2 separate regions of the Homo sapiens genome follow, and region 2 is linked to region 1. The links are chromatin loops, found by intact Hi-C in ENCODE. Cell type or tissue: endothelial cell of umbilical vein. All regions are shown on one strand. Links, peaks and the distances in the headings refer to the core of each region. The heading gives the core; the rest is flanking DNA. Region 1 overlaps LOC105376208 (a long non-coding RNA gene). Region 2 holds the start of LOC105376206 (a long non-coding RNA gene).

Region 1 (12,220 bases), core at 5,556-8,055:
TGAATGTTATACGGAGAGCAGAGTGTGGACTGCCAGATGGTTTGGAGGTCAGATGACCAGGGCTTTCCTGATAGTCAACAACAGGAAGAAGAACGAGATGGGTGTGAGTGTTCAGAAATTTGTTCGTGTCAGCTGAGGAGGTGAAGGCTGGGTGCAGAGTCAGAAGCCAGTTACAAGGACTTGAGATGCACATCTCTCTGTCCATCCTCTGTCATCTCCTTCATGTCAAGGACACTCTCTGACATGAACTTGGGCAACTCTCTTCGTTCACCAGGGCCTCTGTTTCCAAATTCTTTAAAACAGAGATGGTAACTCCAGGACCCTGGCAATGCCAGTAATATACTCTGAAGAGAAACTATGAGAGAACCCCACTTAAAGGGTGGACATCACTGGTGCTCTCTCATTAAGGTTGAGCATTATTGGACAAACCTACCCACATGAAGGTCAGGCTGGGAGGACTGGAGCAGGTTCTTTTTTTTTAGTGAAGAAATTTTCCATTGGGAGCTTCATGGAAATGATGCTTAATGCCTTTACCACTCTGCCTTTCCAAAGGATGTTAGTCTCCCTCGTGAGAGAATCTATGTAATGTACTGGTGACGTAGGCATCATCAAGGCCTATTATGTCCATTTCCCAGATGACGGACATCCCATTGGAGATGGCAGTGATTGGCAGAAAAATTACAGGCAAAGGCTAGGTCAGAACTCTGAAGCCTGAATTCTGCCCTGAAGGTCATGGCTCTTCTCCAGCAGTAGCTCCAATACAGGCTTCTCAAGTTTACCCAACTCTAGCGCTAACCAGCTCTTCAGAGTCCTTTCTCTCCAATAGTCATCTTTGTGTAAAGAGCCAAAAAGCAAATGTTCCAATTAATGAAAAGGCTCTTCTATAATAGGATTTGTATGAGATCAAAAGGGTTTCTAACTGGGACAGACCTGCAAGCTTGGAGTGCTGTGCTTTTCCAGCATGTGCTGTAATTAATACATACACTGAACATTACATATAATCTGCATATTATTGACCCAATGCACAATTCATATGGTAATGCCATTAATTGCATATTACCTAGGCGGCTTAATGAACATTACATAGGTTTTTAATGGATGTAGTTACTATAATTGAGTTCAATTATATCCCTGCCATGCATATGAGGTCAATAGACTAGCTCGACCCCACAGGGTCTGGGAGAAAGGAAACAGGTGTTTGTAGTGAGGGCAATTTGTGAGCTGGAGCAGAGAGAAGGGAGAGGCCAAGGGCCAGAGATGACTTGCTTGGCTGGGCCCTTTTTAGGGCCCGGATAGTGGTACACAAAGCTGGGTAAACAGCAGGCAGTCTATGCACAAAGGCAGGATCTCCTGCTTGCCCCTCTGCTGTGGGTTTGGAACAGGGCACCAGACTGGAGCCCTGAAGCCAGCCACGCCCACGCTGTAACAGGACACTTTCTTCTACGCTGACCCAAAGCCAATGGGCAGTTGCATCACTTCCTCTGGCAGAGTGGAGGCCACATGATTCTAGCATCTGGGCTTGCCAGGGATGCAGGGGAGCCCTGCCTGTCCATGATGCTGGCGCAGAAGGCCCTGAGCCTGGTGTTGCTTCTTTTCTCCAAATTCTATGTCTGGAGTGGAAGAGGCAAAGCTGCTGCTCCCATATTCTGGGTGCTCACACCCTCTAAAAGAGATAACCCCATGTGGACAGAGAACTAGGGAGTGAAGAGGCATCAGAGTTCCTCATACTTCCCTTCCTAAAAAAGAGAAAGGTGACTCAGAGATGACAAACACCTGCCATAAACTAGGCACTGCTGATGTTACCTACTTTACCCTCCACTGGATTTCTCCCATTTGGTTAAAGTGATACTAAATCTTCAGAGAGGTTAGAAATTTTCCCAAGGACACACACACACACACACACACACATACACATGCACACACAACACAACACAACACAACACACACAGAACTTGTTGAAGGTGGGGTCAGAATTTGAACTCAGGTCAGTCTCACCCCAAAGTTTACAGCACCCAATTACTCCAGGCTGCTTTGTTGCAACTTTGCTGTGTTCCTAGTTTTGAAGGCCACTCCAGAAGGGGTAAAATAATGATGAAAAGGAAAGTTTGATGCAGATATCAGGATAGAAAGAAAAGAAGAAAATGAATGATTTTTTTTAAAATCACAGAGAGAGAATTTGATTTTTCCAGTAACCTTCTTGCAAAGTATACATTTGCATGTCTCTTTTTCTGCCTGTCTTTCCACTCTCATTGACCGCTGATTTGCTAAGTTGGGCTGGCCAGGAATACACTTTCTATTTAGAAAGCAAATGCGGCCAGATTTGGGCCCCGGCCTAGGAGCTGACTCACTTTTGCTGGGATGACACATTCACTGCGCATGTTTCACAATTTTCAGAAACACCAGATTTATTTCTGTCAATACCCAGAGCCCCACTTCGCTGTCCACCTAAGGCCACACACTGAGGCGTTGCTATTTTTTTCCCTGGGGCCTAAATGGATGGGAAGACTTCCCATGCCTGAAACATCACCCTCATTTGTAAGGAGAGAAAGTCTGGCCAAGAATTGCAGTGTTTTTAACCAGAATTTGGCTGGCTTTCAATAGCTTTATGCCAAAGCTGTACCAGCCAGAGAGATGGCTGTGAGTGTGTGTGTGTGTGTGTGTGTGGAGGCGGGGGGGGGGGGGGTGAGGCTTGAAAACAAGGCAAAAAAGGAAGGAAAAAAAAACACGCAGACAGCAGAGAGGAAAGGAGAGAATAGGAGAGAATGAGGGTTGATTAAGTTTGGCAAGGAAGAAAAGAGAAGGAAGAGAGGGAGTTTAAAAAGAGAAAGGCAGCAAGAGAAATAACAAAGGAAGAATCAGGAGAGAGAAGGAGAGATTAACTTACTTTAACTAATCAACTACTATGAGAATGCCAAGCATTGTTGGGGATGCTTCTGCACACCACCTCATCTAATTCTCACAACCACCTTGTGGGTACACATAATGAAGCTTCATTGTTATTAATAAAGAAGTAGGGGGCTCAGGAAGTTGGAACCCTTTGCCCTGAGGCTATACTGATAATACAGGGCAGAGGGATTTGGACCTCCCATCTCTGACTTTTAAAAGCTTGGAGGACTCTGCTTGCCATCAGGGAGCTTCATGGGAGGCCCTGTGATCTGGATGGTCCGTGACAGTCTCCTCTAAGGGGGTTGTTTACACACTTAGACACTAAGAGCTTAAGACTTGAAGGGACTGCTACATATACAAAGCTCTGGATTCAGAGCTATCTGGAAACTTTCTCCAGGGTAAATAAAAACAACCACTTCAACAATGTTGCCAATGAATCTCTCTCCAAAAAAGAAAAGGAAAGGAAAAGGGAAAGTGATGCTATTTTTTCCCCCTCCAAAGTAAAGGTTACAACAACATTTTCTTTGAGCTGATGTGAGAGCAGCCAGCAGACATTTCTTTGGTAACCATCTCCATGTGTCTGTGTGGAAAGTACCTTGCAGTGACTAAGCGTTCGTTGAGGTGATTCACTTGTCACTGCGCTTGGGGACTTTGGACTAGTCCTGGCAGCTGCAAAGTTATTTTCATCGGCTTCTGACCCAGGCCCTCCCTGCAGGGCACAGGTGCCTGAGAATGTACCCCTGTCTCTGCTCACAAGGTGAGCAAGGGGGGCTGGAAGACAAGCTCTCTCTGGACTCCTGGCAAGACTTCTAGAAAGTCCTAGCTGCTAATTTCCTTGGCAGCCTAGGAGTCAAGGGTCTGAGGCAGCACTCAGGGCTTGAAATGAAATGAAGCTCATTTACTGAGCATCTAGGATATGCCAGAAGTTTTCTCTTCATTTGTCTCATTCTTCCTCACAGTAATCCAAATAAATGTTTTCTTTTGTCATTGAAACGGAGACCCTAACAGAGCAAGAGGCCTGACCTTCACACCTATGTAACCCAAGGTCACAGAAATGCTGAGGGGCCATGTGACTCCAGTGAAGCAGGAGTATCCATCCAGCCACAGAGATGGGACCTGTCCAAATGGGACCTGTCTGTTCCAAAGGTTATTCTGCTTGGTAAGTCTGTTTAGATTGCAATATTTTATTAAAATTATATACACATAGAAAAGGGCACCTAGAAGTATACAGGTTGATAAATGTTCACAACCTGAATAGAGCCTATAATTAACACCCAAATCAAAAAGCAGAACATTCCCTCTGGTCACCTGTCTCCAAGATGACTGCCATCAGTTCATTTCCTCCAAGTATATTAATGTCCTTTTCCTGGAGAAGTGGAATTCTTCCTCTTTTCCCCTTGAATTTGGACTGGCTTTAATGACTTCTTTGACCATAGAATGAAGCGGAAATGTTGCTAGGGCTAGATCATAAAAAACCTTGCAGCTTCTCCCTGGGTCTCTTGGAAACCCTCTCCAGGAGCTCTGAAATACTACATAAGAGGTCCAGCTACTCTGAGACTGCCATGTTGGAGAGGCCACATATAGGCACTCCTGTTGACAGTTCCAGTGGAACCCAGACTTCTGGTGATCCCTGACAAAGCAGGAAATTTGTTAGGAGAGTTTTCTTGGACCCTGCAAAGCAGCCCATTTGCCAGCTAAAGACCACTGAGTGACCCCTGTCAAAACCACATGGAGCAAAAGAATCACCCACCTGAGCCCTGACCAAACTTCTGACCCACAAAATCATGAGATATAATGAAATGATTGTTGTTTTAAGCCCCTAAGTTTTGGGGGTAATTTATTAGGCAGTGATAAGAAAAGTAAATATAATCCACCAGCGCAGAAGCCCCCAGTTGACCCTTTCCAGTTATTATGCTCCCTTCAATGGTAACCATGTGTCAACTTCCTCTACCATAGATTGGTTCTGCCTGTTTTTATGGCTTCTATCAATGGAATCATACAATATCTTCTTTTTTTGTGAGCCTGGCTTCTTTGGCTCAATATTATTTTATAAAATTCTTCCCTAATGTTGCATGTAGCTGCAGATTCTCATTCTCATCATTGTAGTCCAATGTGTGACTATATTAATTTATCCATTCTATTATTGATAGACATTTGAGTTGTTTCCAGCTTTTGGCTATTATGAATAACATCGCTATGAACATTTCAGTGTGTGTGCATTTCTGTTTGATATATACATGTGTCTCCATATATATACATGGAGAGAGAGAGATGGGGGTGTGTGTGTGTGTAGATATGTATATAGCTGTGTGTCCACCTATATACATACCTATATCCATCTATATCTGTATCTATATCTATATCTATATCTATATCTATATCTATATATACACACACACACCCCACAGTGTTATAGGTCTCATATATATTAGGTTGGTGTAAAAGTAATTGTGGTTTTTGCCATGACTTTTTTCTCTCTCTCTCTGTCTGTGTATATATATATATATATACATATATATATATACACACACACACACATACACACACACACATACACATTACTTACAAGGTTTTAAACACTTTATTCCCCAGCAATTCCTCTCCTGGGGGTGGTGTGTATGTGTGTGTATATAGGTGTATGATATAGTTTGGCTGTGTTCCCACCCAAATCTCATCTTGAATTATATTTCCCATCATCCCCATGTGTCATGGGAGGGACCTAGTGGGAGGTAATTGAATTATGAGAGTAGTTACCCCCATGCTGCTGTTCTTGTGATAGTGAGTTAGTTCTCATGAGATCTGATGATTTTATAAGGGCCTTTTCCGCCTTTTGCTTGGCACTTCTCCTTGCTGCCACCATGTGAAGAAGGACATGTTTGCTTCCCCTTCCATCATGATTGTAAGTTTCCTGAGGCTTCCCCAGCCATGCTGAACTGTGAGTCAATTAAACCTCTTTCCTTTATAAATTACCCCGTCTCAGGTATGTCTTTATTAGCAGCAGGAGAACAGACTAATACTATGTATATAGGTATGCATATAGGTGTGTGTCCAACTATATACATACCTATGTACACCTATATATATATATACACACACACACCTCCCCAGTCTTATAGGTCTCATATACATATACACACACACATATATATAGGTCTTCTAGGGTATGTGTACACACACACACACACACACACATTACTTACAAAGTTATAAGTACTTTATTCCCTAGCAATTCCTCTCCTACGGTGTGTGTGTGTATATATACACAGGTTTTCAAAATTGTTGTACTTGGTTTATATGCTTCTCAACCGTGTTTGATGGTTGCTCCATATTCTCCTTAGAACTAGCTGTTTTCTGTCTTTTTCTTTTGTTTTCTTTTCTTTTTCTTTTTTTTGAGACGGAGTTTCACTCTTGTTGCCCAGGCTGGAGTGCAATGGCATGATCTCAGCTCACTGCAACCTTTCCCTCCCAGGTTCTAGCAGTTCCCCTGCCTCAGCCTCCCCAGTAGCTGGGATTACAGGCATGCGCCACCACACCCGGCTAATTTTGTATTTTTAGTAGAGACGGGGTTTCTCCATGTTGGTCAGGCTGGTCTCAAACTCCTGACCTCAGGTGATCTGTCTGCCTCGGCCTCCCAAAGTGCTGGGATTGCAGGCGTGAGCCACTGTGCCCAAACTGTCTTTTTCATTTTGCGTTTGAGGATCTTGTACAATTAGCTAGCACACAACAAATAACAGGGCTGTCCACCTGCCAACATGGCATCTGAGACATGCAAGCTAAATGCAGAAAAATTGAGTTCCCTTGACACAGATGGGCTCCTTCCATGAAAGGGAAAGAATATTATAATTATTTGTTCATATCCAAGAAGAAGGTAGCTGGGTTCAGCTTTCACTGCCTTATTCTTCTGGAGAGTTTCTGTTTTGTAAGTCAGGCTCACTGAAGATGTGATAGAGGAAGTGATTGAGATTCTGATTATTTTCTTCATTCTTGGGCCCTGAGTCATCTCCAGGCCATGGGGCATTTGGGAAAAGGTGAGGCGGAACATGGCAGTTGGGTTTATTTTAGGGCAATCAGATGGCTGGGTCATAAAAACCTGTTCAGGGGACTTGAAAATTCACTCTGCCGCATGCTCCATGACTCATACATTTTTGCTTCCTAATTGATGTGACAAGACATCCGGGCACACTAAACTCAATATTACAAGGAAAAAAACAAGAGCGTGACTGATTTGGGTAGATGTATTGAGCTTATGGCAGCTGAAAAAAGTACTGTCCTCGTGTGACTAAATTTTCTTAAATCCAGTCGAATCACAGATTTTGAAAAATGGCAGAAACTTGGCATGATGGTTAGTTTTTTGTGTCAGCTCAGTTATTTAAGCAAACACTAATCTAGACGTTGCTGTGAAGGTATTTTGAAGAGGTAAAGGAAATCACTTGTCCTTAAGTAAAGGAAAGAACTGGGCCTCATTTAATCAGTTGAAGGCGTTAAGAGCAAAACTTGAATTTTCCTGGAGAAGACAAAATTCTGACTCAAGACTGCAGCATCAATTCTTGGCTGAGTTTCCAGTCTGCCAGCCTAGCCTATGGATTTCAGACCTGCTAGCCTCACAATTCAATGAGGCAAATGAGATATGTACGTGTGTATACACATACAAATACACACATACATGCATATATACATATATGTATATATACATGTGTGTATATACATACACACATAGATGGAGGAGTGGATAGATAGATTAATAGATAAATAGATGGATAGTTAGATACTATTGGTCTTCTTTCTCTGGAGAACCTTGACTGATATATATGATATAAATGAAATGAAACAATCCAGAAAAAATTTTCAGATTTTGATCAAAGGACAGGCCATCCTGTTGCTATGATGTGCTTGGAATGGGCGCCTGAGGGTAGGTATGATTATCAAGCACCTTCCCTGCTTAGCCTGACTCAATTGTAGAAAAATGAAGCTGAAAAACACACTATGGCTACTCATGAAAAGTTCTGGATGGTAAGTTGAGATTTCTGTTGAATCCTATGGCCAAATTCTAGATCATGTTTAGCCCTATCTGGTTCTATAGAAATCCTTCTTTCATGATTGACTGGCTACAGGTGAAAACAACACTCTTTGATGTAATTAGGAATTAACCTGGAGGAGTCCTCCATGAATACCTGTTCTTTCCAAACCCATTCTGTCTGAACACATCAATATTCTCACCAACTTAGACTGAGCACGGACCAGCACAAGACTTACACTCAGGGAAATCTGTTTTGTCTTTTCATAAATAAAGTCAATTAAGTAATTCTTAAAAACAATTTTTTTTTTTTGAGACAAAGTCTGACTCTGTAGCCCAGGCTGGAGTGCAGTGGCACAATCTCAGCTCACTGCACCTCTGCCTCCCGGGTTCAAGTGATTCTCCTGCCTCAGACTCCCAAGTAGCTGGGATTACAGGTGTGTGCTGCCACACCCAGCTAATTTTTGTATTTATAGTAGAGATGGAGTTTCACCATGTTGGCCAGGCTGGTCTGGAACTCCAGGCCTCAAGTGATACACCTGCCTCGGCCTCCCAAAGTGCTGGGATTAGAGGTGTAAGCCAATGTGCCTGGCCAAAAACAACTTTTATATTATTGAGTTGAAAAATAATCTTATATCTGAATAGTTAACTGATTTATCATTAGGGCCCCCATATGTGGATTTCTGTGTGATGGCAAAACAAAGACAAACTAACCCACTTTGAATGTTTTTCCACTAGACCTTGCTATCTCAGGATTCTAATAACTCTCTGTACAACCTTGGATGGGTCACTTAGCCCTTCGACACTTAAGTTTAATTTAAAACTTAAGTCTCTGCCAGAGCAGAAAGGAGCTTAACAGGTCACCTAATTTTGACATTCACAGAATGAAATAAGTGTCTCACAGCAGATTTCCTCATAGAAATAGAAAGCATCAACATTTTTAAGAGATCCACCCATAGGCCAGTCCCTGTTTTCACAGATGCTATGTCTTATGTCATGGACTCCAATGCTTCTAGCTCTCTGTAGAAAAATTGACAACCGTCATCTGCAATTTTGATACTGAACTCTGGGTAAGCCCAGTTTTGCCCATTGTTTGCCTTCCTTGGAGAGATTTTATACACAAATCAATATTGAAGGACTTTAAACATCCTGTAATGTGCATATGTATCCACATGTACCCACGTAAGTAAGACACATCTGTAGAAATCAGGAGGACCCTCTTGCTACAGAACCAAGACCAAGGGCCCTTTTTAGAGAGACTTGGGAGGCTGTCTACTTCAAAAGCATTATCACTAGTCCCATGGCTCCAGGTGCTCCCCTGTTAATACATTCTTCTCCTGCAGCCAGGGTGAGATTCTAATATTCCATAGCATCACGTCCCTCCTGCAGAACCTACAAAGGCTCCCATTTCCCACTAAATAAAACCCAAACTCCCTAGTCAGACATACATGGTGCCCCGTAATGTAGCCCTGCTCCTCTTGCCCTCTGTACCCTCACCATCCCCATCTCATCCGCAACTTCCCAGGAACACACAGAATGAAGCTCTCCCTTCCCTGAATATGCCAGACTTCCCCTAATGTCCATGTCCATGCTATTGCCCTTGACTTTGCCCTTCTCATCCCTTCTACCTGGGAAAATATATTTTAAAAGCTAGCTCAAGTATCACTTCCTCATTAAATCCTTCCAAGATTTCCTGGGAAGATTATTTTTCCGTTAACTCACTCCTATAGCAGATTTCATGGATTTCAGTGATGGCCCTGATTATATAGGATTGAATTAGTTTTTTTGTGTTTGTTTGTTTGTTTGTTTGTTTAACATTAGCTTCCCCCTCTAGACTGTGAGCTCACGGACGGTAGAGGCTGAGGCTTGTTTCTGTTAATAGTTGTGTCCCCATCACCCAGCCCAGAACCTGGCACGGATTATTGTGGGTACAACTCAGAGTTCTAGTTGAGGTGTAAATGAATTATAAACATATAAAGAGGTACACAGCACTGAAAATAAGAAGGATGGCTATATTTCTGAAGGCACTTATACTCTAGAGGATAAACAGACACAAAGTTGATACCACATTGACGTCCAGGTGGAGCATGTGATGGCTAATGGCTCTGGTGCCTGCTCTTCCTTGGCCAGGCTGTTGGGGAAACTCATGCTGATGTGAAGTTGCCTCTCTGAGCTATCCCCTATGGAGGTTGGTGGTCCTGGGGACTCTGCAGGTCCATAAAACCAATCTGTGAGCAAGACACCTTTGTGATTTTAAGCCACTGAGATTATTGGTGGTTCTCTGTTACTGGAGTATAACCCAACCTATGGTAACTAATATCCAACTCATGGCGCCATTCTTCTTAAGGACAGGAAAAGAGTCCTGGCTTGAAATGCAGGTTTATGCTTTGGGAAAACAAGTCCTGTTTTGAGATTTCCAGCTGTCCTGTTTTTCAACATGGCAGCCAGAATCTGCATCTTGGAGCCAGGTACTGTGTCCATTCTTGCCTAAGAGAGCATCCATTGGAAGTTCCCCTTTCAGCGTCATTGTGGATGCTATCCAGGGAGGTAAGATCTGGCTGAGATCTGTGTGAAGGGCTCTGCCCTTGGCCAAGAGTCCTCCTGTTTTCTGCCCTTGAACTAAAGGCCAGGAAGCCTCCTGTTTCCTGGACTCCCTCCTGAGTCCCAGGCCTGGATTATGGAAGAAGGCTGAGAGTAAGACATCAAGGTCAACACCCAAGGTGGTGATGAGTAATCTTGTTTGACCTGGAGTGTCAGTGAAATGGCTCCACTCTCCATTTCTCCCTAGCTGTGCAGAGGTGGCCCCACTGGGGCATGTGTGTGTTTTCTCAAAACCATTCTCTGAGACTGGTTTCATAGTTCCATTTTACCAACTGAAAACTGATGGGCAGAGAGTCTAAGGAATTCAAACCAATGTCACAGCTATTTGGTGATACAGCCTGAATTCAAAAGGGGGTATTTTAGTTTTTCGAGCTTTGGTTATTTCTACTACCACACAGTTGTAGAAGTGAGTTTCAATGAACATGTATCGGGAACCTCTCTGTGGCAGGCATTGTGTGAACACCGGGCATGAATGTGAGCAAAGGTCAGTATCTACCCACGAAGAAGTTTCAATTTTGTTGGGGACCCAGGCACATAAATGAGTGATTATAGCAGACTCAAAAATGCCACATGTAAAGAACACTGGGGAAGAACCATCAGGGACGGCTTCCTGAAACAGGGACCATGGGGCTGAGACCTGAAGTGTGAGGGGGGATGTTCTGGGCAGTGACAGGGGAGCAAAAAGAATTCTAAGCAGAGACTCTGGTACATACAAAGGCACTGAGGTGTAAGACAGAGGGACTTGACAGGGAACTGAAAGCCTAGTTGGTGTGATAAAGAAGTGGTAGGCAGGGAATTTACAATCATCTGCAAGCAACCTACAGCTCTCTGAAATTTGTGGGGGCCTTGAATAATTTAGATAATTGTAACACGTCTTCCCTTGGCTTGACATCAAAGCCACCTCTTCCCAGCAGCTCCTGAAGTTGCTGAGGATGCTGGCTCAGGGCCATTTATCACCACCCTGGCTGGACTGGTAGCTGGAGTGGTGGCAGGCCTGCCGCGAGGCCCATGAGGCAGTGACGACAGTGCCCTGCAGGTACAGGTACTAAATGCATTCCAGGTAGGGCAGTGCTACAGCCTGACAACCTCCCAGGGGCCTCCACTGAAGGCAACAACAACACTTTTAGAGGAGAAGGTAATTAGCTTTGTTTGGCGAGACTTCCACGGATTCTGTGCTGTGCTAGTTACTAAATATTGTCTCATTTGATTCTCAATCATCCCAAGTAGAGGGCTTTCTCCTTCTCGTTTTATAGGAGAAATTTGGCTTCTCAGGGTTTTGCACACCTTGTCCTGGGTTACACGGCTGGGATTCAAATCCAAGCTTTTTCATATCTTTCCCTCACCCAGTACTGCTTCTGTGAATTCTGGTTGTGGATTTTAACTAGAATCACAATGGAGAGAAATCGCCTCTAAAATGGGCATATTGAATATTCCCTACATTTCATACAAAACGAAACTCATTCTTGGACCCCTTTGGTGGGCCTTGGCTTTTCCTGACCTGTTTTCCTGGGGGACTGGCTGGCCTGGTCATTTTCGGCAGTCTCTGTGCTGGGTCAGGCCATGCTGCCTTGGTGGCTCCTTCCTGCCTGAGGAACTATGGGGCCAGAAATGGTAACTCCTACTTATTTTTAATCCTGGCCTTTAACCCAAGAAAGTCACCACTGGCTTTTGGAACAGGCTTCCCCCAGAATAAAGGGAGGAGGAGATTAACGATTCAAA
Region 2 (12,220 bases), core at 1,464-3,963, 250 kb before region 1:
AGGAGGCTTGGACTTGACTAGGAGTTAGGACTTGTGTTTTCTTGTCCCAGCTCTGCCAATGTGTGGCATGGGTAAGTTACCTCTGTTCCCTAGGCCCCTTTCATCTGTGCAAAGTGGAGGCTTCCAATTATATTCTAATAATGTACAATTTCCATATCTTCAGAGTTTCAAGGAAGTGCAAACTAACTGCCATGAAAGTTTCACCAGCCAAAAGCTGATTATGTAGATGTTAACATTTGAAAGATTAAGATCATAATATTCGGTACTGGTTAGTACGTAAGGAAACCAACATGTTGATATCTTGCTGATGAGAATGTAAACTGATGTAAATTTTTTGAGGAACAATTTGAAATGGTTGAAATGTAAATCAATTTCTATGAATTGAGCCTAAGGAAATAAGTGAATAAGAGTACACATGGAAATTCTGTAGTAATGAAAAGTTGGAAACAATCTAAATGTCCATCGAAAGGAGATTGGGCTGGACATGGTGGCACATAACTGTAATCCCAGCACTTTGAGAGGCCAAGGTGGGAGGATCCCTTGAGTTCAGGAGTTCCAGACCAGTGTGGGTAACATAGTGAGAACTCATCTCTACAAAAAGTAATGAACCAGATGTGATGGCAAGAACCTGTGGTCCCAGCTACTCAGGAGATTGAGGTGGGAGGACCACTTGAACCCAGGAGGTCGAGGCTGCAGTGAGCCATGAGCATGCCACTACAGTCCAACCCAGGCAACAAAGCAAGGCCCTATGTAAATAAATAAATAAATAAATTTTATTATTTTCACATATGTATAAAAAATGTGAAGACTTATACTTCAAACTGAATTGTGGTCATATCTGGAGAGGCAGGCTGCGGATTTTATTTAAAATACACATGTATTGATTTATTGATTTTTTTTTTTGAGACAGAGTCTCTATCGCCAAGGCTGGAGTGTGGTGGCTTTGTCTCGGCTCACTGCAACCTCTATTGCCCGAGTTCAAGCAATTCTCCTGCCTCAGCCTCCCTAATAGCTGAGATTACAGGCACCCTGTAGTCTGGAACTCCTGACCTCAGGTGATCCACCTGCCTCAGCTTCCGCAAACTGTTGGGATTACCGGCGTGAGCCACCGCACCTGGCCCTGACACTTTACTTTTATGAGCCCATCTACCTTTTGAAACCAGAAGCATGGACCTCAGAAGAGGGTGAAAACCAACTTTTTTTTTTTTTGAAACGGAGTCTCTCTCTGTCACCCAGTCTGGAGTACAATGGCACAATGTCGTCTCACTGCAACCTCCGCCTCCTGGGTTCAAGCCATTCTCTTGCCTCAGCCTCCTGAGCAGCTGGGATTACAGGCGCCCGCCACCATGCCCGGCTAATTTTTTGTATTTTTAGTAGAGACAGGGTTTCACTGTGTTGGCCAGGCTGGTCTCAAACTCCTGACCTCGTGATCCACCCGCCTTGGCCTCCCAAAGTGCTGGGATTACAGGCGTGAGCCACCGCGCCCAGCCGAGAACCAACACTTTTAGAGAACCTTTAAAAAGCCTGAAACTTCCCCATATACTTTGCATATGTTATACCCAAAATAATCCTGCAAAGTAGGTATTATTATTATTATTTTATTAATTTTTAGAGTCAAGGTCTCACTCCATTGCCTAGGCTGGAGTGCAGTGGCATGATCATAGCTCACTGCAACCTCAAATACCTAGGCTCAAGTGATCCTCCCCTTTCAGCTTCCTGAGCAACTAGGACTTCAGGAAGCCACCATTAAGCCTGGCTACTTTCAAAAAGTTTTTTGTAGAGATGGGGTCTCGCAGTGTTGCTCAGGCTGGTCTCAAACTCCTGGCCTCAAGCAATCCTTCTACCTCAGCCTCCCAAAGTGCTGAGATCACAGGCGTGATTCACTGTGCCTGGCCTAAAGTTTATTAATTCTATCACACAGAGGAGGAAATGAAAGAACTGGAGATGAAATTGATCAAATTAGTAATCTCCAGCCAGTCCTGAGGAGATTTAGCACTGGGCAGTGTTCGAGTTGGATTTAAGAAGAGGCAGAGTGGTACCACCAGTTTGCCCCACGTGGGTAAGGGAGAGATTTTCTGGCAAGACTGAAGACATTCTGATACCCTCCTCTCCCCTAACATACACTTACTCAGGTGTAAGAGTAATTCAGGCATAAGAGTCAGCAAAAACACTTTCTCAAGACGCTGTCTAGCTGTCTCAGGATCTTGTCCTGCTCAGGGTTGAGCACAAGGAGAACACAATCCTTGCTGGCCGGGCCCTGTTCTGGAATGACTGAGCTGTCCAGCATGGCCAGTGTGTAAATGTCAAGTAAACACCAAATTCAAGTGCAATCTAACTATTGTGCTGGGACTGTTTGTTTTAGATATAATAGTCAGCAGGAAGGGAGAAGGGGAGGGAGGGGGAAAGTATATATCACTTCACAAGGCAAAATTATGACTATCGTGAGCCCTCCCTTGGTCAACTTGAATGTCAAGAAACCAATATCAAATAAATAAAGAGCCTGCACTCCATGCTGCAAAAATAAGCATGTCCATTTGCTTGAAAAAAAGATTTTTTCAGATGAGGGAACATTTTCCAGTCAATCACCCTGCAGCAAAGTCATCCTGTTGAATTTGTGACTCACAGCCTCTCTGTGTCAATAGACAGAGTCAGCCCAGAGTTATGACTTCACAGAAAGATGAAGCAAAAGCTGGGAGACGAGGCAGGACCAGCTTTAAAAGAAGGCTGTAAGCTCAGACAACAAGTAGCAAAAGAAACACTGACCACTCACAGGCTGGGTAATTGCATTCGTTGCTTCTTTTTATTTCTTGCTCGTCTCCTAGAAAAGAACAACTCTGACTTTGACTTCATCCTTTCATTGCATTAACATTGACGGGGGACATGGTCATTGTCAGGGCTATGACTTTGCCTGGTGCTCCATATACATTGTTATCTCATTCTGTTCTCATAGCAATTCTATAAGGTAGGTGGTATTTGTATTATTTTATTTTATTTCCTTTTTTTTGGAGATGGAGTCTTGCTCTGTTGCCCAGGCTGGAGTGCAATGGCGCAATCTCAGCTCACTGTGCGAACTCTACATCCTGGGTTCAAGCGATTCTCCTGCCTCAGCCTCCCGAGTAGCTGGGACTACAGGTGCATGCTGCCACACCTGGCTAAGTTTTTGTGTTTTAGTAGAGACGGACGGGGTTTCACCGTGTTGCTCAGGCTGGTCTCAAACTCCTGAGCTCAGACAATCCGCCCACCTCGGCCTCCCAAAGTGCTGGGATGACAGGCAGGAGCCGTTGCGCCTGGACTTTATTTACTTTTATTTATTATTTATTTTATTTTTATTTTTATTTATTTATTTTTGAGACGGAGTCTCACTCTGTTGCCCAGGCTGGAGTGCAGTGGCACAATCTCGGCTCACTGCAACCTCCGTCTCCCGGGTTCAAGCAATTCTCCCTGCCTCAGCCTCCTGAGTAGCTGGGACTACAGGTGCCCACCACCACACCCAGCTAATTTTCGTATTTTTTAGTAGAGACAGGGTTTCGCCACGTTGGCCATGCTGGTCTTGAACTCCTGACCTCAGGTGATCTGCCTCCCAAAGTGCTGGGATTACAGGCATGAGCCACCGCACCTGGCCTGTTTATTTTATTTTATTATTATTATTTTTTGAGACAGAATCTTGCTCTGTTGCCCAGGCTGGGTGCAGTGGTGTGATCTTAGCTCACTGCAACCCCCTCCTCCTGGGTTCAAGCGATTCTCCTGCCTCAGCCTCCTGAGTAGCTGGGATTACAGGCACACGCCACCATGCCCAGCTAATTTTGTATTTAGTAGCGACGGGGTTTCACCGTGTTGGTCAGGCTGGTCTCAGACGCCTCAGCCTCCTGAAGTGCTGGGATTACAGGTGTGAGCCACCGTGCCCAGCCTATTTATTTTATTTTTAAGAGGCAGGGTCTTGCTCTGTTGCCCAGGCTGGAGCACAGTGGGCACAATCATAGCTCATTGTAACCTCAAATTCTTGGACTCAAGGGATCCCCCCACCTCAGCCTCCCAAGTAGCTGGGACTACAGGTGCGTGCCACCATGCCTGGCTAATTTTTCAATTTTTTGTAGAGGCAGAGTCTTGCTTTGTTTCCCAGGCTAGTCTCAAACTCCTAGCTTCAAGCAGTCCTCCTGCCTAGGCCTCCTAAAGTGCTATTACAGGTGTGAGCCACTGCACCTGGCCTGTATTATTTTATTTTATTTTATTTATTTTTCTGAGATGGAGTCTCGCTCTGTCGCTCAGGCTAGAGTGCAGTGGCACGATCTCGGCTCACTGCAACCTCCGCCTCTCAGGTTCAAGCAATTCTCCTGCCTCAGCCTTCTGAGTAGCTGGGATTACAGGCATGTGCCACCACACCCGGCTAATTTTTGTATTTTTAGTAGAGATGGGGGTTTCACCATGTTGGTCAGGCTGGTCTCAAATGCTTCACCTCATGATCCGCCCGCCTCGCCCTCCCAAAGTGCTGGGATTACAGGCATGAGCCACCGCGCCTGAATGCCTGTTTTATTTTATATGAGAATAATTATGAGAATAATTGAGGCCCACAGAGATTAGGTAACTTTGTAACCTTCTGCTTAAGGATTCTCACCCAGTTCTCCCTGGCTTCAATTTCAAATTTTGTGTGAGTTTCGGACAGCCTCTTATTTTGTTATCCTACTATAAGCCAGACAGGTACCTTGGCACCAGGGTCTCACCAATAAATCAGACATAGTTCTTGCCCTCAAAGAGCTTGGGGCCAGCCAAAATACTGTTGTCTTGGTGTTCAAGACCAATGCAGCACAATCCGTTTAGGCTGCCTGTAAACAAGTTAATATTGAAGAAAAGATAGTACCAACAGACTCACTACTTGTTTTCCAAGTTGCTACTATTTGCAGATTTCTCAGGAATGCCTGTGGGGATGAAAAGCCACTAAGAGATAATAAACCATAGAAGAGCGTATGTGGAGTGAAAACGGTTGATCTGAAGGCGAAGCTTGCAGCCAGTCAGCTTTGCCTGGCATGCTGGTTGTGGGGAGGTAGAGGCTTAACGTTTGGTCTTGTCTAGCCACAGAGCAGGCTAGGCAGGGACAGGGCCTGGCTGCGGAGGTGGAAGGCCTGGGCTCTAGTCTGAGCTTGGCTACCACACACTTGGAGGCTTAGGTCTGCTGTTTGCTCTGTTCAGAACCTGTTGAGGTTCTGAATCTTCTACACGAAGGCAGATGAAAGCTGAAAATTGACTTTGATATGTGATTAAAGTCCATAGGTGGTTTGGTGACTCTCAGACAAAGATTAAGTAGACTTTTGAGGCTGTGACTTCACTATAGAGACACAGTGTGCAGAATGGATTGAGGCTCTCATACGCAAATCCAATCCACCGTTAAGATTGTCACTCGTGGCCAGGCATGGTGGCTCACGCCTGTAATCCTGGCACTTTGGGAGGCCAAGGTGGGCGGATCATGAGGTCAGGAGTTCCAGACCAGCCTGACCGACATGGTGAAACCCTGTCTCTACTAAAAATACAAGAAAAAACAAAATTAGCCGGTGTGGTGGCACATGGTTGTAATCCCAGCTACTCAGGAGGCTGAGGCAGGAGAATCACTTGAACTTGGGAGGCAGAGGTTGCAGTGAGCTGAGATGGCGCCACTGCACTCTAGCCTGGGTGACAGAGCAAGACTCTATCTCAAAAAAAAAAAAAAAAGAAAGTTCAAAAATTGACTTTGATATGTGATTAAAGTCCACAGGTGGGTTGGTGACTCTCAGACAAAGATTAAGTACACCTTTGAGGCTGTGACTTCACTGTAGAGACACAGTATGCAGAATGGATTGAGGCTCTCATACACAAATCCAATACAACGTTAAAATTGTCACTCTTGGCAGGGTGCAGTGGCTGACGTCTGTAATCCCAGCACTTTGGGAGGCCCAGGCGGGTGGATCACCTGAGGTGAGGAGTTTCGAGACCAGCCTGGCCAACATGGTGAAACCCTGTCTCTACTAAAAATACAAAAATTAGCTGGGCGTGGTGGCGGGTGCATGTAATCCCAGCTACTTGGGAGGCTGTGGCAGGAGAATCTCTTCAACTCAGGAGGCCTCCAAGGTTGCAGCGAGCCAAGACCGCGCCACTGCACTCCAGCCTGGGTGACAGAGCGAGACTGTCTCAAAAAAGAAAGATAGTCATTTGTGCACTTGGACCCAACATATAAAAGGTGCTGACTCTCATACCTAGACACAGGACAGGTGGGGGATACTTAATCTCAGCTCTGGACCTTCCTGAAAGTGTGGTTGTGACATAGCCCATCATGGCTAAGCTCTTTATTTGTAGCAAGAGGAGGGAGAGAAGGCAGTCTTTGTGGCTCCAGAGTGTCAGGATTCATGAGGATGGCTAGGTCAGTTCTTGATTTGGGGTGGAAGGCTTTCGCCTAGATATTCTATTAAAATGTTTTCTTCCTGGACTTAAATGATCCTTCCATCTCGGCCTCCCAAAGTGCTGGGATTATAGGCATGAGCAGTGGCCCGGTCTAGATATTCTCACATTAGAAAGGTAAAGAGCAGTGGACGAGCTGGCTCTCAAGGCTGAGACATTCTATCTCCTTAGCTCTTCTTGCAACTCTTCTGAAAATTGAGCTTGTAAAGTAGCTTTGATCCTTAAAAAAAAAAAAAAAATCTGTTGTCTGCTTAAACAAAAGCAGTTCTTAGAGTGGCTTTGCCTTTATTTTAGTATAACACAGATTGCTTCTCCTTTGTTTCCGTTGTCTCAGTGTTCTCCCAGTTCTAAGAAGCTGTCAGCGTATATAATATATTACCTGGTTGCCTCAGTCCCCTTCAAATTTCCATCCTTAAGGGTTTTCTTCCTAATGGTTGGGGAAATTCTTGAAAGGACAAGGTCAATATGCCTTTGCTGGGATATACTTTTAAAAAATTTATTTTGGCTCTGTGTTGTTTGTCAAGGCTTCAGAGAGCCCTGCAAGTGAGAGTGCTCCGTTTACCATTTTGAATTTCTCCCTTTCTGGTTGGCCAACATCGTGTTTCCACTGTAATCCACCTGAAAAACAAACAGGAAAGTTTACACAGGTCTCTGTGTTCAACCATCTGCCTCCGCAATGATCTCTACAACAATGTAAGAGCTAGAAGACCAACTCTGGGTGTGTGTGTGTGTGTGTGTGTGTGCGTGCGCACGTGTGTGATATTTGGGGAGCACGAGCTATGTGTCTGGCTCAGGGTTGGGCATTCGGAACATCAATGGCGAACAAAGATAGATGTGATCCCTACTCACAAGGAGCTTATAGTCTACTGTCAGAAGAAAGACATTAATCAAATAATCACAAAAGCAAAACCAGACTGCAATCACTGCTTTGAGGGAGGATGCACAGTGTAGCAAAGCTTATCATAGGGAAAACTAACCTAGTTAGGGTTAATAAGGAGAGTACTGGGAAGAGGAAAGTCATGTTCTCTCTGTGATCTCTGAGTGCTGATAAATGATTAAGACAAGCATTTGTACCCTTGTATTTCTAAATCTAATATGGTCTCCATGATTTTTTTAAAATCATGTAACGCCCCCAGCTAGGAACTCAGGGCACAGAGATAAACAAGACATTGCCTAGGAGACACACCCTGAAAGAAACTGTAATACAAGGTGCCAAGGTGATACTAGCAAGAGGGGTGTGCAAGGACGCCTAGGAGCCCAGAGGGCACAGGGGATTGGTTCTGCTTGGGGTGCGCCTGGCAGATAGGGAAGAGGAGGGGTGTCCAGGCAAAAAATTCAGCACAAATAAGCCACGGAGATGGGAGAGTATAGGGTATGCAGGTGGACCAGGATAAAATCCAGGGGGGGCCAGCATAGAGTGTGTAGGTAGAATAAGTAAATCTTTTGAAAAGACATTTGGAAACAGAAATGGAGGGGCCCAGGGTCACAACTTCTCTTAAATCAAATAGTTGCTCAAGACCCACATGTTGGCTGGGCGCGGTGGCTCACGCCTGTAATCCCAGCACTTTGGGAGGCCGAGGCGGGTGGATCACGAAGTCAGGAGATCGAGACCATCCTGGCTAGCACGGTGAAACCCCGTCTCTACTAAAAATACAAAAAATTAGCCGGGCACGGTGGCGGGCGCCTGTAGTCCCAGCTACTCTGGAGACTGAGGCAGGAGAATGGCGTGAACCCGGGAGGCGGAGCTTGCAGTGAGCGGAGATCCCGCCACTGTACTCCAGCCTGGGCGACAGAGCGAGACTCCGTCTCAAAAAAAAAAAAAAAAGACCCACATGTTAAAGCTGTCTTTTCCACCACTTCCGTGATCCTAGAACTATGTTCAGTTTTTTGGCACAGGTGTGTTGATTAGTCATATTATGATAATATTTTTCTTTAAATCCACATATTTAAAAAATATTTTGAAACTTTAAAGCATATTTAATAATAATATGTGTAATATTGCAGTTTGGATATGCTAGCTCAATGTTTTGTAAAGCATAAATAATAAATGCATAACAATTAAAATAATAAATATTTCCCTGTGTACCACATCAAATCACCTTGAGTCCCATCAGTGGTATTTGTATTCCTTGATCAAAAAAAAATTATACCGGGAATGGTGGTTCACACCTGTAATCTCAGCATTTTGGGAGAGCAAGGCAGGAGAATCACTTGGGACCACATGTTCAAGACCAACATAGCGAGACCCCATCTCAAAAAAGAAAAAAAAATTCTACGACAACTCTAGGACAATATAGATGGTAAAAAACAAAAATTCATTATTTTTTTCCATCACTTATGTATTATATTTAGTGATTGAGCAAAATCTTTTCAATCTAAACAGCTGGTTTGTATAACTAGCAGATAAAGACCATTGTATCTTTCTGCCTTTGGGCTGAGACTCTCTTTTCATCTTATTTTGTCCAATTTCTTTAGTGCTGAAAAAAATGCATTGTCCATACTAATGACAACCCACTGTGTACCTCCTCCCATGCTCTCCAGCGGTGCAGCTTGTGGTGGTCAGTTGCCTGTTTTTCCTCGCTGTGAACGCTTTTAATTAAAAGGAAGGTAATTTGCAATATTAAGCATGTCTTCTCTGAATTAATCCTCGAAACAACTCTAAAACAGTAGTAGATAAAGCCCTATTTTACAGATAAAGAAAGGGGGCTCAGATAGATCCAAGTGACTGCCCCTCTTAGTGCTGTGTGACCAGCCAGAGATGGGTTTGAATTTAGAATTATTTGATTTGAAGCCTGGGACTCTCTTTGGCTTCTAATGGAGTGCATTCACTTGGGTGGACTTTTTTCCCCATCCATTTAACAGATATTTTCAGAATGCCAGTTATGTAGAAGGTACTCTGCTGTATGATGGGAGATCCAGAGATAAGTATAAATGGTATAAGCTGTACTATCAAGATGCTTATAGCTGCCAGGCACAGTGGCTCATGCCTGTAATCCTACTATTTTGGGAAACTGAGGCAGGCACATCACTTGAGGTCAGGAGTTTGAGACCAGCCTGTCCAACATGGTGAAACTTTGTCTCTACTAAAAATACAAATATTAGCCGGGTGTGGTGGTGTGCACCTGTAATATCAGCTACTCAGGAGGCTAAGGCAGGAGAATCGCTTGAACCTGGGAGGCAGAGGTTGCAGTGAGCCGAGATCGCGCCACTCACTCCAGCCTGGGCAATAGAGTGAGACTCCATCTCAAAAATAAAATAAAATAAATAAATAAATATACAAAAATTAGCTGGACATGGTCGCATGCACCTGTAGTTCCAGCTACTAAGGGGATTGAGAGAGGAGGATCACCCGAGCCTTGGGAGATCGAGACTGCAGTGAGCTGTGATCACACCACTGCACTCCAACCTGGGTGACAGAGTGAGATATTGTCTCAAAAATAAATAAATAAAAGGCCAGGGGTGCTGGCACATGCCTGTTATCCCAGCACTTTGGGAGGCTGAGGTGGGCGGAACACCTGAGGTCAGGAGTTTGAGACTAGTCTGACCAACACAGTGAAACCCCGTCTCTCTGAAATACAAAAAATTAGCTGGGCGTGGTGGTGCATGCCTGTAATCTCAGCTACTTAGGAGGCTGAGGCAGGAGAATCACTTGAACCAGGGAAGTGGAGAGGTTGCAGTGAGCTGAGACCTCAACATTGTACTTCAGCCTGTGCAACAAAAGTGAAACTCCTCTCAAAAAAAAAAAAAAAAGAAGAAGAAAGAAAAGAAAAAGAAAAAAGGAAAAAAGGCTGGGTGCAGCGGCTCATGCCTGTAATCCCAGCACTTTGGGAGGCTGAGGCAGGCAGATCACTTGAGGTCAGGGGTTTGACACCAGCCTGACCAACATATCATATTTTTTAATAATACAAAAATTAGCTGGGTGGGGTGGGAGGTGCCTGTAGTCCCAGCTACTCAGGAGGCTGAGGCAGGAAAATTGCTTGAACCCAGGAGGCGGAGGTTGCAGTGAGCCAAGATGGTGCCATTGCACTCCAGCCTGAGTGACAGAGGAAGACATCGTCTCAAAAAAAAAAAAGAAAAAGAAAAAAAGAAAAGAAAAAGAAAAAGAAAAGAAAGAAAGCTTTTAGCTCCTTCCTGGGAGAGTCAGAATTATAAATGGTTACATTTAAAAAATTACTTTTGTTTTAACTAATATAGACACTAAGAAATTCAAACGGTTGGCTGGGCGCGGTGGCTCACGCCTGTAATCCCAGCACTTTGGGAGGCCAAGGCGGGTAGATCACAAGGTCAGGAGACTGAGACCATCCTGGCTAACACAGTGAAACACCGTCTTTACTAAAACTACAAAAAAACTTAGCCGGGCATAGTGGTAGGTGCCTGTAGTCCCAGCTACTCAGGAGGCTGAGGCAGGAGAATTCCTTGAACCCTGGAGGCAGAGGTTGCAGTGAGCCGAGATCGTGCCACTGCACTCCAGCCTGGGGACAGAGTGAGACTCCGTCTCAAAAAAAAAAAGAAAGGAAGAAAGAAAGAAAGAAATTCAAACAGTTTATGAAATGTCAAAGAACTGTTCTGCAGATGAAGCCAGCATGAATAGCTTCTTCATATTTTTACTTTACTCTGCCACTCTACAAACTATTTGAAGTGACTCACAGTGAAGAATATGTTTTTTTTCCATTATAAAGTTAATAGTATAGAAATAGAAAACCAAGTCATTAAGTCATTAAAAAAAGAAGGAAACTAGCATGTGATATAGTTGCTATGATTGAGCATCACATCTTAGCAACTTAGCTTCCTGGCAGCCAAGACAAAAAGGGAACAAGCTAAGTTCCGTAGCTCTCATTATCAGAAAGGAAGAAGTTCATTGCTATTTTGGTCCTTAAACCTTAAGCTCACTTCTCACCTGTAAGCCCACAGAGGGACATTGATAGACACAATAATTAATGTTTTTGGCAACAGCCTTACCACAATTGCCAATTTTTGTCTGCCCTTTCTTGTGAAGGCCTTTAATTAAGGTCAAGGGCTTAACACTGAAGCAGACATCAGTGAGGGCTTGGCTAACCTAGTTCAACAACTGTCTGTAACCCAAAGCAGAATGGAATCAGGAACTAGTTAGCACTACAAGTGAAGTATAAAGGATCTCAAGAGGATCATGCAATTACAGCTGTCCTTTCATATTCACGGGAGATTGGATGCTCAAGTTCCTTATATAAAATGACATAGTATTTGCATATAACCTGTGCATATCCTCCTGAATAATTTAAACCATCTCTAGACTACTTACAATACCTAATACAATGTAAATGCTGTGTTTGTTATACTGTATTCTTTTATTTGTATTACTTTTAATTGTCGTATTTTTTTGTTGTTGTTGTTTCTAAAAAATTATCTCTGCCGGGTGCGATGGCTCACATTTGTAATCCTAGCACTTCGGGAGGCCGAGGTGATCTCTTGAGCGCAGGAGTTCGAGACCAGCCTGGGCAATATGGTGTGACCCCTCCCCCTGCTGTCTCTACAAAAAATACAAAAAATTTGCCGGGTGTGTGCCTGTAGTTTCACCTACTTGGGAGGCTGAGGTGGGAGGATCACTTGAACCAGGGAGGTGGAGGTTGCAGTGACCTGAGATTGCACCACTGCACTCTAGCCTGGGTGACAGAGCAAGGCCCTGTCTCAAAAATAAAGAAAGAAAGAAAGAAAGAAAAAGAAAAAATTATCTGTAGGTTACTTATCATGCCTAATACATTGTAAATGCTATCTAGTTGTTAACAGTGTCTTGGTTTTTATTTGCCTTATTTTTTGTTGT

What was found. Peaks named below come from ENCODE experiments on the same cell type or tissue, not always from the same donor. Only the 100,000 strongest peaks of a DNase experiment are listed, where the experiment ranks them.
Region 2: it touches region 1 in a loop (7-fold over the local background); 8 of 110 quality-filtered maps call a loop at or near these places.

Annotation. Positions count from the first base shown.
Region 1 is chr9:107,748,507-107,760,726 of GRCh38, forward strand. LOC105376208 (a long non-coding RNA gene) reads left to right here. Exons shown (of 7, transcript XR_930229.2): 2 at 3,885-4,045. Among named protein-coding and RNA genes, the nearest start is that of KLF4, 260 kb to the left of the region's middle. RefSeq lists enhancers at 2,646-3,373, 3,415-3,514, 6,424-7,623, 6,762-7,056. In endothelial cell of umbilical vein, for the core only: no CTCF peak of the experiment used is centred there; a DNase peak (open chromatin) is centred at 6,985; H3K27ac peaks cover 1,135 bases.
Region 2 is chr9:107,502,393-107,514,612 of GRCh38, forward strand. It overlaps LOC105376206 (a long non-coding RNA gene), which reads left to right and starts at 2,742. Exons shown (of 2, transcript XR_930224.3): 1 at 2,742-2,777. In endothelial cell of umbilical vein, for the core only: no CTCF peak of the experiment used is centred there; DNase peaks (open chromatin) are centred at 2,339 and 2,479; H3K27ac peaks cover 1,186 bases.